2 separate regions of the Homo sapiens genome follow, and region 2 is linked to region 1. Evidence: chromatin loops called from intact Hi-C (ENCODE). Cell type or tissue: endothelial cell of umbilical vein. All regions are shown on one strand.

Region 1 (8,000 bases):
GTGTATTCATTTACATGATAAAAGTTAAGCAGGAGAAAAATGGGATTTCACAGTAGTTCTCAAAGTGTGGTCTTGCCTCACCATCGCCTGGGAACTGTTAGAAATGTGGATTCTAAAATCTCAGCCCAGATCTGCTGAATCTGGGACTGGGGCCAGGCAATCTATGTTTTTAACAAGACCTCTAGGGATTCTGACGGACACTCAAGTTTTGAAATAATTGCTCTCGTCTAACCAAAGCACCTACTTTCTGCTGGGTTCTGTGGATAGTACTAAATAAAGATCATGGTGTTGACTATAGTCATTGAGGACAATTAGAAGGAGGAACTGAAGTAAAAAAGTTCCTAGTATCAATAGAAATAAGTTGGGAAATCAGTGAAACTTGAATAGCTAATAATGTAACCCTTAAACCACTTGTCTCATGTATTTCTTGTCAAAACCTTTATAACAAGTTACAGGCTTAGTCTCACATTCTTGGTCACATTTTTGTCATTTCTAATGAACATACCTGGTCGAAGAGCTACATTCATGCACTGCAGAAGGGCATCAGCAGCATTGGTGCAGGCCTCAATGCCTCTGGAAGAAGCAAGATCTCCTTCCTGAAGGGCCTTTATATGACCTTTGGCCAAGTCCATGTGGTTCTAGAATATATGCAAACACACCATTTGCATGTGTAATTTTGGGAAATTTACAGGCAAGATGCTATTCAGTCCTATCATTAGGTCTTTGGAATTATTTTAAATCCTGTTCTCACAAGGAAATTAAAAAATGTTTACAAATGGGTTTTATATATCATCACTAGTTTTTTTTTGTTGGTAATTTATGATCATACTTACCACAAGGAACTCTATCTCAGATAGGAGTTTTACATTATTAGTGTTACTAAGATGAATTAGGTGGTTGCTTTCAGAGATCTGATCCATTTGTTCTTTTACACTTTGGAGCATTTCCTCATAACTGCTCAGTTTCAATTCAATCTGATCTACCTCCTTTAGAGCCTCATCTAGCAATTTCATCAGGATGTTGACTTGTTTTTCAGATGCCATGATTGACTGGATGTTAGCCTACAAAGTTAAAGACCAAAACAAACAAACAAACAAACAAACAAACAAAAAACATACTTGTTATTTAGATGTGTAAAAGAATAAAGGTGAAATGTTGCTAAATTTCCTTGAAAGTAGCATAACAAAAATTGATATATACCTACACATCTACTTCAGTTTATCACTTTATGTTCTTCCATGTTTTACACAGTATTTCATGCAGGTACACTTGCCTCTAAATCAATGTTAGGGACCATGCCTTAGGATTTTATATTTCCACAGACTGCACAAGTAAGGTTCCAGAATGCACAAGTAAGGTGCCAGAAAGTATCACTGGTAATGGCACATTCTCATTTCTATACATTTAGGAGGCATTAGGCCATGTTATCTCTAACATTTCCTCCAATTCTACCAGCTAGAAATTTTCTTAACACCTATGTGAAACCCTAAATAAAAGCATAATCACCTATGTGATATCTTAGTTGAGAAAGCAGCAGTGGTATACCAGACTCTGAAGGATATATGAAACTAATTTATAACTGTAGTATGATGGGAACTAGTAACAGGATGTAGAAGAGCATACGGCCGATAGCTCCTTCTATCATCTTTTTTCTTTTCTCTTTCAACTGTTTTTTTTTTCTTCCCCAGGCAAAGCAGTAACAAACCACCATCCCCTTATCACTATTTTCTAAATGATTCTGACTATTGATTCTGAATTCCCTGAAATAAGGAAACTGCCAAATCCAAAATTAAACTGCAAAGCAATATGCTGACTTGGAACATATATACCATATTAATTAGAACAAAAAATATAAATCACTAAGCCATATTAAGAAGGCAAGTAACATGGTACGATGAAAAACCTGGACCAGAAATTTAAAGGATATCATTGTACAGCTGACGCTGTGGTTTCACACGTTATTTACATACTATCCACAGTAAATAAAATGTAAGTGCAATACGACTTTAAGAGTCAGAAGGGTTCAGAAGCCACTGACATCTCTTAAGTAACAGAGCTGGGGTTTGAATCTGCCCAGGATTTCTTCCTTAACATCTTAAAATCATTTCTAGGCTTTGCTTTCAGTGAACTCTGTAAACTTGTAAGCCTGGACTATTCATATAATCTCTCTGGGCCTGAGTCAGACCCCATAACTTCTGTACCTTTCATGTATACAACACTAAAATTTAAGTCTTTAAAATGTTCCTTATCCTCTGAGGGATTTCTTAAATGCTTACCTTTTCTTAAAACCAGAACAAACCCAAATGATTTTAGATTACTCTAGCATAAGAGATGCGGTGTGTTTGATTTTTTTGTTTTGTTCTGTTTTGTTTTGAGACAGAGTGTCACTCTGTCACCCAAGCTGGAGTGCAGTGGCACGATCTCAGTTCACGGCAACCTCTGTCTTCCAGGTTCAAGCGATTCTTGTGCCTCAGCCTCCCAAGTAGCTGGGACCACAGGAGCATGCCACCATGTCTGGCTAATTTTTTTTTTTTTAGTAGAGATGTGGTTTTGCCATGTTGGCCAGGCTCGTCTCGAATTCCTGACCTCAGGTGATCTGCTCGCCTCAGTCTCCGAAAGTGTTGAGATTACAGGTGTAAGCCACTGCCCCAGCAGGTGCTGTGCATTTGAATTACACTCAAAAACTGCACACAAAACAAAAAGGTCTATTCTAAAACATTTTAGCAAAGAAGTCACAGATCTTTTTCTCTGGCTCTCCTGTTTTCACCACACTCACTCCACTCTTCTTTGGTAAATGATTCACATATTTCAGCCACATTTCTCTCTTTATACTTCATCCCTATTTTTATTTTTTTCAAACCACACACATACACACAAATGCTATTCTTTGGCACTGAACTATTCAGACATGTTTCAGAGGCTGAGCGAATCAACTCCCAAGATGTTCTCTGGCCTAGTTTTTACTCCAGTCACTTCATATCAAGAACCTCCCCAAATCCAGAATCTCAGCCAACTGTCTTCATTGGCTTAACAGGAATAGTTCATCTTTTGAACAAGAACAGTAAAAGACTGATGGCAGCTGGTAATGTGCTTATAGATAAAGATGGCAATAACACACTATAAAGGCTTAAGTGCTGAGGTAGTATAATATGAACATCATTAGCCTTCTCAATCCACTATACATCACTTATTCATAGAATTCAGGAAAGTCTTACCCCATCTAGCACCTGCAGCTCTCTGGACAATTTTTCTGCAAAGGCTTCCGCATTCGAGATTGCATATTCACAGCCTTCCATCATTATTTCGATATCCTGTTCTTCTCTTGCATTTAACTCTTGGTATTCATCTACTACTTCTTCATCACCTCCTGTCACACTCTGATTTTCTCCACTTGGAACAGATTCTTAAAGAGGTAAAAATTCAAAGTAAAATAGTCAAAAAAGTAGAAAAGACTATAACATAATACATATAGGTAGGTATAGTTATAAGCACAGGTCACATTTAGCAGCTGAAAAAGAGGATAGAATGATTCAAATGATATGAAAAAATCAAACTTTATTTTTATAAATAATTTAATATGTTAATGAAATAAAGTTCTAAAAAATAAATAAAAAGCATGCAGTCTAATGCACTAACTTACAAATGTTAAAACAGGCTTTCACCACAGTTTCCCAAAATACAATTAAGCTAAAATGTAAAAACAAAATACAAAAACAGGTGGGAACAAACCTAAACATTTTTTCGTACCTGATGTGGCTGTTGCTCTAACAAAACAATGACTATGAATTCAGTACACACAAAAACAATTTGCTTTCCTTTTTTTCCCAGGTGAAATTTTTCTTTTGTTACTTTTGTTACTTTCATCTTCAGTATGTATATTTTTGCCAAATACTTTTTAATTAAAATGAAAAATGCATCTATAATCCATAATTTATTTTGGTCACTAGAATATTAACTGAATTATCCATTTCTTTGCTTAAAAAAATTTCACATGCATTGATAACATTTCTAAAGATAAGTTACAGCTTTCTCAATAACTCTAAGTAAGAGCAACAACAACATGGCTGTTTGAAATTATAAAAAGTTAAACAGGCTTCATGCTTTATAACAAAAGACCAAGAGGTCAAACCTGAAATGCTTTCTAGATGTTTCAGTTCATTTTTTTTTTTTTTTTGAGGAAATACACTAGCATGTGAGCACTGTATATAAAGCTTGAGGTTAGGAGGTAAAATGAAAGAAATCATTTTTAACTCCTAAGATGTTGTTTTATCACTCTAAATAAAGTTAGCAATTTCACAGACTTAATGGGGCATGATTTAAACCACAAACTCTGGATGCTTTTAGTATTCATTATTTTATAGGAAAATGAATATTTACATTCAGCATGACCTGAAATACGTTCATTTGTCCCAGAACAAAAAGAAGACTAAAACTTTTGGTACAGGCAATTACAGATTTTAGTATATAAGTTCTTTAGAGAGATATTACCGATCTCCTTGTCCTTTCAACGAGTCCATTTAATTCACTGCGAAAAAGTTCAACTGTCATGTGTGACAGCTTATTAGCCACTAGGGGGCAGGGACTGCCCAAATCATTCTGTACAGGTCCTTACACAAGTAGACTTAAACAAATATTTTACATGATTATAATTAACTGCTTCAGAAGTATTTTCTAATGATATGTCCTTGAAAGCCAATAATAAATACTATCATTAATTTTATTACTATGTAGATTTTTAAAATAAATTTGTCCCAGTACATCATTTCATAAAACATACAACCAACGGTATATAACAAAGGCAACTAATAAAAACATATGGAATAGAAGAAGAAAAGGTGTTACGCACCTTCTGTAACTTTAGGCAGTTCTGGAGAGTAAAAAGTATGAAAAAAGCAGAGGAAAGTAAGCAAAGAATATTAGCTGGGTAGAAAAGTAAACAGGCTTAAATTTTTAAAATACTACCCATATCTCATTTGAACTTCATGTTAAAGTTCAAAAGACAGCCAAATCAACTACCAAGTGGAAAGATCCATAAGAAGCTAAATTTGCCGTGTTCATTTTTCTTATTCACTTTCTGATAGTGACTACAAATATATTTATCTTTCTAATTTCTCTTAGTCTTTTAAGAAACAGCACTAACTAACCCTTAGAGGAGAAACCTGGCAAACTAATCATTTCCTGGGGATTATATTTAGGTCAGTTGTGACTCATGCATGTAGCCTAGTTATGTTACTTAAGGCCCAAAAGCTTTACCCAGACACTCCCTCACAGAGGATTAGTCACAAAACATGGTTAGAAAGGACAAGATTGAGGCAAGTAAAAAATTACACAAAATAACAGTTCAAGCCAGCATTTAAGGATTCAAGTCAAAGATTCTTTTTTAAAAAGCTGGTTGCAAGTAAAAGAATGAAAAAAAAGGCCAAATAAAAACTTCAATCTACTTCAACTGCTGAAAAGTCCTCTTTTACAAACCTTATTCTGCTGAGGAGCCCCATTATTTAACTTACGTATTCAATTGTCAACAATAAAAACTACCAAGTTGCCACTGCTACCATTTATAATCAAAATAGTCTTACTTAATTATTGAGCTCTTAAACTGGGGTGGTAATAATTTTTTATTTGTTTTCTAACATCACTCAAAACTTAGAGACATTTTTTTTTAATGGGAATTAAAGGCTGTAATTTCAAGGTCCATAAAACAAGTTTGTAGACATTAATGAAGCTATTCCCTGAACTCCACTAAACCAAAGCAAGAGTTACTGACGTATATAGCAAGTGATTTTCAAAATGAGATCCTTAAGGATCTTCTCAGTATTCTTAAAATCGATCTCAGTTAGGGTTAATGTTTATACACATGAACGTGTCTATACTCTTGTTTTATGGCCTGAAAAATTGAATGCCTTTTTTTTTTTAAGTTAGACACTTCATTTTCAAAAACAGTAATACTCTTCTCACTGATTTTGGTAGTATTTCTTAATGAGGCAGATCCAGGTAGGGTATGTATTTTTCTATATGACTGTCCTGAAATATACTGGTTTAAAATCACCTTACACAATAAATAACATCTGGAAATGCATAATATTTGAAGACAGAACAGCAAGCTTGTGAATCACTGAATCACTGACTCATCAGAATGTTCAACCCTGAAATGTTAAAAAAAATAAAAGCCATTCGAAGCAAATTAAACCACGATTCAAGGCATGAAAAGTTACCATAAATTTCTTGAAGGTCATTCCCTCTACACACTCAATTACCAAGATGTTGGGGACTAGTGTTGGTGAGATGGCAACCCTGGGGATTCCTACATAAGACCAGCACTACTGGTGGCTGACATATGTGACTTGTTTCTGCCAGTGCCAAGCATCAAGCCTAAAATCAGCAGCAGGCTCACTGATTACTAAGTGCTATCTTACAATGTTTGTATCTTTAGGAAAGAAATTTTAAAAGTAGAGAAAATCTCATATTTTCACTAATTAATGGTAGAGTTTTTGTCTTGTAACACAAAATGATGCATAGTAACATTCCTGAAGATATACTGATCAAAAATATTCTAATAATCTTCATGTCTAAGGATTTTATACTGGTAACATAATAATAGCTAATATTTACTGAGCACTTACTATGTACCTGGCACTGTTCTTACTATGTTCATATATTAAGTAATTTAATCCTCATAACAACCCTATGAGGTAGATACTATTATTATCTCTAGTTCTGAGATAAGGGAAACTGAAACATAGAGAGTAAGTATCAATGCAAAGTCATATAGCTAGTTAGTGGCAAAGCCAGGATTTGAACCCAAGAAGTCTGACTTCAGAGCTATGTTCTTAACCACTACATCTACCCTCTGTACAAAAATACTGCTACAAGGGTATTTATCCCAGAGCTGTTTAAAAGAAGCAAAGATTGGAAAATTAAAAAATAAATGATTAGTTAAATAAACATGGTATATCCATATAATGGAATACTATGGTGCTACTGAAAATAATGTTGGGGTAAGTATTCAACAACATGAAAAATGTTCATGATACATTATATGAAAAAGTATGTTAGAAAACATAATGTAAATTTCTTTATCTTAAAAAGGTGTTTATGCATAGGAAAAAGACTAGACGAATATCTAACAAAGTGCTAACAGTAGTTATTGCTGAAGAATAAGTGGTTTTTATTTATTTATCATAATGTATTAATATTCTACAATAAACAAGCATAATTTCTGCAATAAGAAAAATTATTTTAAAGTTCTTTTACGATAAGATAATTCAGTATTCTAATTAATTTGAATGATGTCAAATTATATATTCACTTAAAGATATAATTGATTTTACATATACATTTTTATTTAACTTTACCTTCCAAAAGCTGTGAGCTAACATTGACAAAATCAATTTTCTTCCGGAGATATCGCTGATTCAATTTCCAAATGCATGAAATAAATGCATTCTTTTCAGCAGTGCTGCTGGCAACCCATTTATATATTTTTTCAAAGTGTAAATCAAATTCAGGATTTTCCTAAAATAAAAATATACAAAAGATATTATTTTTGATCACATCCTTTTACATTGTTAATGTAAAATCTGCATAGGCATTTACGCTGTTTTTGGAAAATGAAGAGTATTAAAAATCAGCTAAGCAACTGGAAAGGAAGAGTTTGGAGAATTCAATTTATAGCAAAAAGTTTACCACCCCAAAGGAGCTGGATGAAAAAACAACATACTGTTGTGGTCATTTTCTTCCTATGCCCTTTAGGTCTATGAGTAGAAGTATAGGATGCATTAATGGCTTTGTGGCTTAGCTTCCTCATCAGTAAGATGACAATGGTCTCTAGCTTTGACATGGACCTAATTTTTCTTTTTAAATTGCCTATAGAGTTTTAGTTATACATTTTCTTTAATAATGTACTACTATTTGAAACTGTAATTGGACACTAACTCCCTAATAAGGACTATATCTTCTAAGTATAAAACTTGAGAAAAATGCAATGTATATCCTGGTGTACT
Region 2 (8,000 bases), 900 kb after region 1:
GAGTCTGCGCCGGGTGTACCTTATCGCCATGCCTCAGAAAATTGAGGAAATCAAGGGTTTTCTGCTTACAGCCTGGTGAAAGGATGCCAAATCTGTCAAGATCAAGAAAAGTAAGGACAATATGAAGTTTAAAGTTCCATGCAACAGATTCCTTTATACCCTGATCATCACTGACAAAGAGAAGGCAGAGAAACTGAACTAGTCCCTGCCCCCTGGTTTGGCAGTGAAGGAGCTGAAATGAACCAGACACACTGATCTAAACTGTATTAAAATATTAAAAATCCTTTAAAACAAGAAAGCAAGGATGATTCAACATCAGAAAATGAGCCAATGTAACTCACCACATGAATACACTAAAGGAGAAAAACTATAGGATGATCGTAATAGAACCAGAAAAAGCATTGGATAAAATTCAATAACTTCATGATTAAAAATTAAAACTCTTAGAAAATCAGGTCTGAAAGAGAATGTTCTAATTTATAAAGGTCATGTGACAAATACCTACAATAAACATTATATTTGCTGGAAAGATTGTAGAATTCCATCTAAGATAGAAAACCCCCAAACCAGTAACCTGAGGCTAAAATTGATGGATTTAATTACATCAAAATAAGCTTTTCTGTTTTCATGAAAATAGTCATGGATAAAAGTAACAGAGAACTGATGAGGAGTTTGGGAATTCCAGTAGAAATCTAGTAAAAGGAAAAAAACATGATTCATGAGAAAAAGAAACTAAAATGATAATTTTTAAATGATATCTAACTTATGACAAGATGCTCAGACTCGTTGGGGGTTTGTAAGAGATGAAAGTGTAAACAATAGCAACTTCAAATCTATCAGATTAGCACAACTTACAAAGCTGGAACTCCAGCCAAGTGTTGCAGGGAGATGGGGATGGGGGATGTAAAGATCCTCATGCAGTGCTGTTGGGGATGTGGACTGTTGGAGCCACACTGGAGAGCCTCTGGTCCTATTTGGTCAAATTAAGAATATGCATATCCTCTGACCCAGCAATCCAGATGGGGAATCCAGAAGATTGTTGTGGGTGGGATGTCTGGGTTCTCATCCCAGAGAAAGTCTCACACAGGTCTATAGTGGGGCATATATGAAGATGTTCATTGTTTTACAGGGAAGTGTCAGCAATCTGTGGTTTCTTACTGGGTGACTGGAGAAGCGCTTGTACTGGATGTGCACTAGGGAGTATTATTAAGCAGTTAAACAACAGACTTGATATATGTGCAGCAACATGAAGAGACTCCTGAGTGAAAAAGTGAGGAACAGAATGAAGTGAATGATGCCACACAATTTGTGTACATTGAAAGTACTTTCATACAAGACATCAATCTTTGTTATATAAGAAGTCTATAAATACATGCATACTGAGCCTTGCATGGATCAGTGAGAATAGTGAATGATGAGCTGAGGATTTTGATTTGAAATCTAACATTGAATTTACAAAGGAAGGGAGGGAAGAAGAAGGCAGGAAGAAATCCCATGGGGCCAGTTGGTGTCTGGTGAGGCTATCTTAAGGGTGGTCTCCAAAGAGGGTGGTCCATCATCTTGCTTTACAAGGATGGCCTCTAGGAATTGCTTTTTGAAGGAGTAATTGAAAGAGGGGAATTCAAGGTGGATCCATCCATGGAAAATTCCAACCAGAAGGGAAGTGTTAAGATCAGGTGGCCAGAGATAGATGGGCTAAATCTGGGAATCCTATTTAACTAGTCAGGTGTTAGAGAGAGACCCCTGCAGATTTGGAAATAGAGACCTGTAAAGCTGATCCATGGGGTTCTGTCAGAGGACGGTGAGGGATACAGGAAAGACATCTCTGAATCAAGTGTGCAGATGTTGTGAGGCAGAGAGGACGTTCCCTATTCACAGTGCTGGCAGCCCACACTGGCTCAAAGGGGCCAAATGTGCCTCAGTGTATTGGGGGTGGAGGGTTTATTGTAGAAACAGTAACTTAAAGTGAATATAAATGTAAAGTAAGGCACAGTGGTGTATAGTTATGAGAACTCAAGTTCTGATAAAAGAAATGATAAGATTGTACATGTTCTGAAACACTTCCCTAAAGGACCTGAAGACCTCAGCAAGTAAGGCTCCAGGTAATGCACTGAAACAATTCTCTGATATAAAAATACTTATAGCCAATCTCTGTTTGTTTTTATTTTTCTATAAACAAAATCATGCTTGGATATTTCTTTCTAATGTCCCTTCCTGTGTATGTATCTATAGCTATCAATTATGTTCCAGAAGAATAGGCTTTAAAAAATTTTCTTATCTTGGATCCCTATATTCTAGGCTAGAGGGCCCTGAAATAATTCATTTTAACTATTCATATTGCTGGTCTTTAAGGACCAGTAGGTGCTCAGCATGTCACCATGGAAACCAGTGCAAGTGCTGCCAGATTTTATCGATCTTTTCTATCTAAAACTGTCCTGCTGATGTGCCTGTTAAAGATGGGAGACCCAGACAGTGGCCAGGATGAATTCCAAATATAACCCAATGATCCCAAGAGTCCAGAAATGTCACATTGAAAAGCAACATAACCAGCTGGCTGGCTGTCCCTCAGGGATGCCTCTACAGGGATGCTTTGGAAAAAAGAGCCTCCATAGATCCCTTAAGCTGACTCTTCCTTCTCCTTGGCAGGGTGAGAAATAACTTCCCTTGTCCGCACCTAGACCTTACTGCTGTACCTTTTCAGAATAGGTAAGGGATATTCATTCTGCAACCTTTGGGGTTCCATCTTTACAGAGATGCCTTTTGTGGCACATTGTATGTAGACAGCCAGCCCAGGGCCTTGAACCAAGAGTCTTGGCAACTATCATAGTGAGATGTGGATATATATTTTTAAAGTAGCTTGATAGAAACAGACATTCACTTACTCAGTTTTTACAGGAAAGAAACACACTGTTCATCCAAGGTGGATTAAAAAAGATATAGTGCAAAATTCTACATACGTTGTAAAAAATTATCCCATGTGCAATTACAAGCTTAATATACCATCATCCTTAACATCACAATGGGCCTCAACCTGCTCACCACCCCAGACATTCCTGCCAGATGGCATGTTCTGTGAGGAGGACCAATGCCAGCCTTGCTAATGCTCATCACCCCTGGCCCAATGCAGCCCAGGACCAACAAAGGATTCAATGAATATTTAGACATCATCCCTCTTGCTACTCTGGACTGTAATTGGCTCTTGAATAAATGAGTGAATAACACCTTGCTGACTAGTTAGTTCTCTCTTAAATTAGTTGTTGATGCAGTAGTTCTCAGACTTTTGGATTTCTCAGACCAGTAACATTTCAAAACTATACATAATGATGGTACATTAGAGTTTGCAAAATAAGGACTAATAACAAAACAGAATGAAATAACACATAAACACCTCTATGATGACCACTTCCTAGGAGAAGCTTTTTCTTTCTTTTTTTAACTTTAGAAAACATCTTGTACCATAAAAAGGCAGAAAAGATCTAATTTTAGAATAAAAATAAGTTCTTTAAATCTATCAAATTTAGATTTCTAGGCTGGGCGCGGTGTCTCACATCTGTGATCCTAGCACTTTGGGAGGCCGAGGTGGGGGGATCACCTGAGGTCAGGAGTTCGAGACCAGTCTGGCCAACATGGTGAAACTCCATCTCTACTAAAAATACAAAAAAAAAAAAAAATTAGCTGGGCATGGTCGTGGGCGCCTGTAATCCCAGCTACTCGGGAGGCTGAGGCAGGAGAATCACTTGAACCCAGGAGGCGGAGATTGCAGTGAGCCTAGATTGCATCATTGTACTCCAGCCTGAGCAACAAGAGTGAAACTCCATCTTAAAAAAAAAAAAAATTAGCTTTCTGAAAGACTTTTTATGATGTCCTTATTTTCTGCTTTTCATCACAGACCAGTGAAAACTTTGTCATGGATCAGGACTGGTTCTTTGACCAGTGTTTGGAAACCAAATATCAATGAACTATTTGCCTAAAATATTTTTCAGGACTAAATCATTTTCTACTTTTGTATTCTCTGCCTAGTGTTGTATTAGTTGGTTTCTAGTTTCAACATTAAAAAAACTATTCATTCCTTTTAGATAAAAGAGATCTATATTCTTCCCCTCTGTAGGTTGATTATTGGCCTAAAATATTTTCTGTTGTTATTATTTCCTTCTTTTTTTTCTTCTCTGCCTTGTGCTATCTGATTTTTTCCTATTTTATGGAGAATGGTTTTACAAGGTAAGGTATCACTCTTCCGTTTGTCGTCTTTGAAACTTATTGCTACCATCTGATATCCTCCTAATTCCTTTTACTCAAGGAGCTTAACGTGCTTTGCATAGTATCCCTTAATCTTCTAATCTAACATTTTCTACTTGGTGGAGGAGGAGGCAGGCATGTAACAAGGCCCAGCTTTGGTGATTTGGGTGTAAAACATTTTCTATCAACTTCTTCTAAATTGCGAACTTCTCCAAGGAGACTATGAAGTTGAGTAATGGGTTCAGGTTGCTTGGGGGACACTTGAATACGGTTCTCTAACTCCTGGCTTCGGTATCCAGAGGCTATTGCTGCCTTTACAAAACTGCTTGGCTGACTAGGTCCTGGGAGAGTTTGTCCCTCTAGTGGTTCCATCTCATTTTTGCAAGGAATAATGTGCCTATCTACCAGAAAATATTTACTGTTAAAAAAAAATAAATGTATTGCTCATGGTAAGAAAAGAATACCATTAAAGGTGTTATTTATTCTTATAAAATCAATTTTGTGATAGGGGTATTCAGCATTTTGCTTTCTTTTTCCTGGAAAGGAGTGAACCCTCACTGTTTCTAAGACGTCAAAGATAGCAAACCGTGCTAAGAACACCACCTAGCGTTTAACTTTGAAGTGACTGCTTGCTGTACCAGGCGACACGATTAATTTTAAGCTTTCCTCATCTGCTAATAAGAGGAAATGGTCCACTGTGTTGATTGTTCATTTTGATTTTTGCTTTGAAATTGAATTTACCTGTGATCTTAGCTTTTGAGTACTAATATTACGTATGTTTTTATTTTCCAGATAAGCGCATGAGCACATGATTTGGTTTTGTTAGTTTAAAAGAGGATTGACTTTGAAGTTCAGGCTCGATGCTCCTGAAAATTGATGAATTAGGTCTCGGATTTCACCATGTCCAACAAGCCTTCCCTGACCTTTCTTCCAAACTGATTTTCTGCTGTATGGCAGTAGCCCCATCTTTCCGTTTTTTAAGACTATGCATAGACATCATCGCCCTTGCTACTCTGAACTATAATTGGCTCCTCACTGTTTCTCATGCAATTGGGAACACATTCCTCGTGGGTATGTACCAGGTTTCAAGACCTGTGGTGTATCCTGAACCTAGCACATGGAGCTGCTTGATCAATACAGTTGAATGAAATGAAGGAATGAATATAAGAAAAAGTTTTTCTAAATAAGATGATAGGGCAGGATTCATTTTTGTCTTTGTAGTTCTCAGCTTTCTCCTATGTTCAGTCAAGTATTCCATCTTGAAATAGCTGAATTTAATTAAACTAACAACTCCATGTAAGATCTTAGCAGGATAACAAAAATCATGGTTTGAGGGCAAAACCTTAAATTCAAAGGTGAATGAAGCTTTGATGATGGTTAGGATACATCTGCCTTTAAAAATTGGGTTACCTGCTCTGTCTGGTAAATTTGAGGCAGACATAACTGTTCTTCTTCTGTACCAACATCCCCAAACACCCTGACCTGTTAAAAAAAAAAAAAAAGTGAAGTTTCTCATTTGCAGCAGGGACTAGAGCACAGGAATGCAAGAGGAATAGAAATGGGAAGTCTGGAAAAGGCAAAATCTCCTTTGAAGAATGTCCAGATCTCCTTCCCAGACCCACTGCTGACCTGGGATAAGTTCCCAATCATTCCCTGAAATTAAAAAATGTAGTCTTCTTGTTCCTTAAAGAGAGATGCTCCTTCTCCAACCCTGAAGATGTGACACAGGACCAAAGTTATTTTCCTACCTGACGTAGAAGCCTGAGGCCTGGCAGAGCCTGCTTCTGTGCCTCTGAGAGTCCAGTTCCTCTGAATCTGACTCAGAAAGCAGCCTTATTTTAACTAGCCAGGCCAGCCTATCCTCTCACTTTCTCCCTACCTAATAGAACCCTGTCTGGGGAAGGAGTAGCCATATATCTATCTGATGTGTGAAAATAATGAAACAAAGAAAAATCCTCTAAATTTCCCAAACTCCTTTGCAGATAGAAGTAGCCAAGTTTTGGCTGGTGAAATAGAAGTGGAAGTTGTTGAGAGGAACTTCCTAGAGAAGCTCCTTAAAAAGGGGTTGACTCCCATGGCATACTGTTTTGTCCACTGCTCTTCTCATTCTTCTTGTCTGGAGCTTGAACAGGATGGCTAGAACTCTGGCAGCCATCTTGAGGCCACTAGACAACCTTTAAAGATGACTGAACAGAAATGTAAAAGGAGTCTAAGTCCCTGGTGAATTGTGAGCTACCATTCCCACCCTGGACCTCCCATGTCCACATTCTTCATTACCTGAGAAAAATAAGTTTCCTAATTTGTTTAAACCTATGTTTTGGGGGACCTCTTTTACTTGGAGCTTAACACAATTCTTAACTGATACAAAGGGCTTTAGTAAAAAACATACTTATATTTAAAATCTGCTTAGCTCTCATATTCAATCTGTTCCTATAGTCATTAGAAAAAAAGTGTTGTGCAAAAGCCAAAATTGACAAATGGATCTAATTAAACTAAAGAGCTTCTGCACAGCAAAAGAAACTACCACCAGAGTGAACAGGCAGCCTACAGAATGGGAGAAAATTTTTGCAATCTACTCATCTGACAAAGGGCTAATATCCAGAATCTACAATGAACTCAAACAAATTTACAAGAAAAAACAAACAACCCCATCAAAAAGTGGGCGAAGGATATGAACAGACACTTCTCAAAAGAAGACATTTATGCAGCCAAAAGACACATGAAAAAATGCTCATCATCACTGGCCATCAGAGAAATGCAAATCAAAACCACAATGAGATACCATCTCACACCAGTTAGAATGGCGATCATTAAGAAGTCAGGAAACAACAGGTGCTGGAGAGGATGTGGAGAAATAGGAACACTTTTACACTGTTGGTGGGACTGTAAACTAGTTCAACCATTGTGGAAGTCAGTGTGGCGATTCCTCAGGGATCTAGAACTAGAAATACCATTTGACCCAGCCATCCCATTACTGGGTATATACCCAAAGGACTATAAAACATGCTGCTATAAAGACACATGCACACGTATGTTTATTGCGGCCCTATTCACAATAGGAAAGACTTGGAACCAACCCAAATGTCCAACAACGATAGACTGGATTAAGAAAATGTGGCACATATACACCATGGAATACTATGCAGCCATAAAAAATGGTGAGTTCATATCCTTTGTAGGGACATGGATGAAATTGGAAATCATCATTCTCAGTAAACTATCGCAAGGACAAAAAACCAAACACTGCATGTTCTCACTCATAGGTGGGAACTGAACAATGAGAACACATGGACACAGGAAGGGGAACATCACACTCTGGGGACTGTTGTGGGGTGGGGGGAGGGGAGAGGGATAGCATTTGGAGATATACCTAATGTTAACTGAGGAGTTACTGTGTGCAGCACACCAACATGGCACATGTATACATATGTAACAAACCTGCACATTGTGCACATGTACCCTAAAAGTTAAAGTGTATATAAAAAAAGAAAACAGACAATAAAGAAAATTAATAAAAAAAAAAAAAGAGAAAAAGTGTTGTGGAGTTTGGAATAATTTTCCAGAGAACCGATGGGCCCATGATTTGGGGAAGATGAAGGGCTGATCTTTTTGAAAAAGGAGCCAACCACATGTAATGCCTATGCTGAGGAATGAATAATTCTTAGAGGGGCTAGTAGAGCAAATGGTTTAGCTGGGATTGGGTCAACCATTTGGAACAGTATTGAATCAGTTGTGGAGGGTGGAAGTTCTTTTCATCTCAGGAT

What was found. A loop is a pair of places that touch in the nucleus more often than their neighbours do. Peaks named below come from ENCODE experiments on the same cell type or tissue, not always from the same donor. Only the 100,000 strongest peaks of a DNase experiment are listed, where the experiment ranks them.
Region 2: a loop joins it to region 1, with 4 times the contacts of the local background. A loop is called at or near these places in 8 of 110 quality-filtered maps.

What each region holds. Positions count from the first base shown.
Region 1 is chr4:55,863,739-55,871,738 of GRCh38, reverse strand. EXOC1 (exocyst complex component 1) reads right to left here. Exons shown (of 19, transcript NM_001024924.2): 4 at 7,353-7,512; 5 at 3,216-3,403; 6 at 834-1,061; 7 at 506-638. Among named protein-coding and RNA genes, the nearest start is that of EXOC1, 14 kb to the right of the region's middle. In endothelial cell of umbilical vein, a CTCF peak has its summit at 4,570 (motif pointing right); DNase peaks (open chromatin) are centred at 4,558 and 5,208; H3K27ac peaks cover 1,746 bases.
Region 2 is chr4:54,968,400-54,976,399 of GRCh38, reverse strand. It overlaps the pseudogene RPL38P3. Among named protein-coding and RNA genes, the nearest start is that of LINC02358, 130 kb to the right of the region's middle. In endothelial cell of umbilical vein, CTCF peaks have their summits at 4,628 and 4,842; a DNase peak (open chromatin) is centred at 4,719.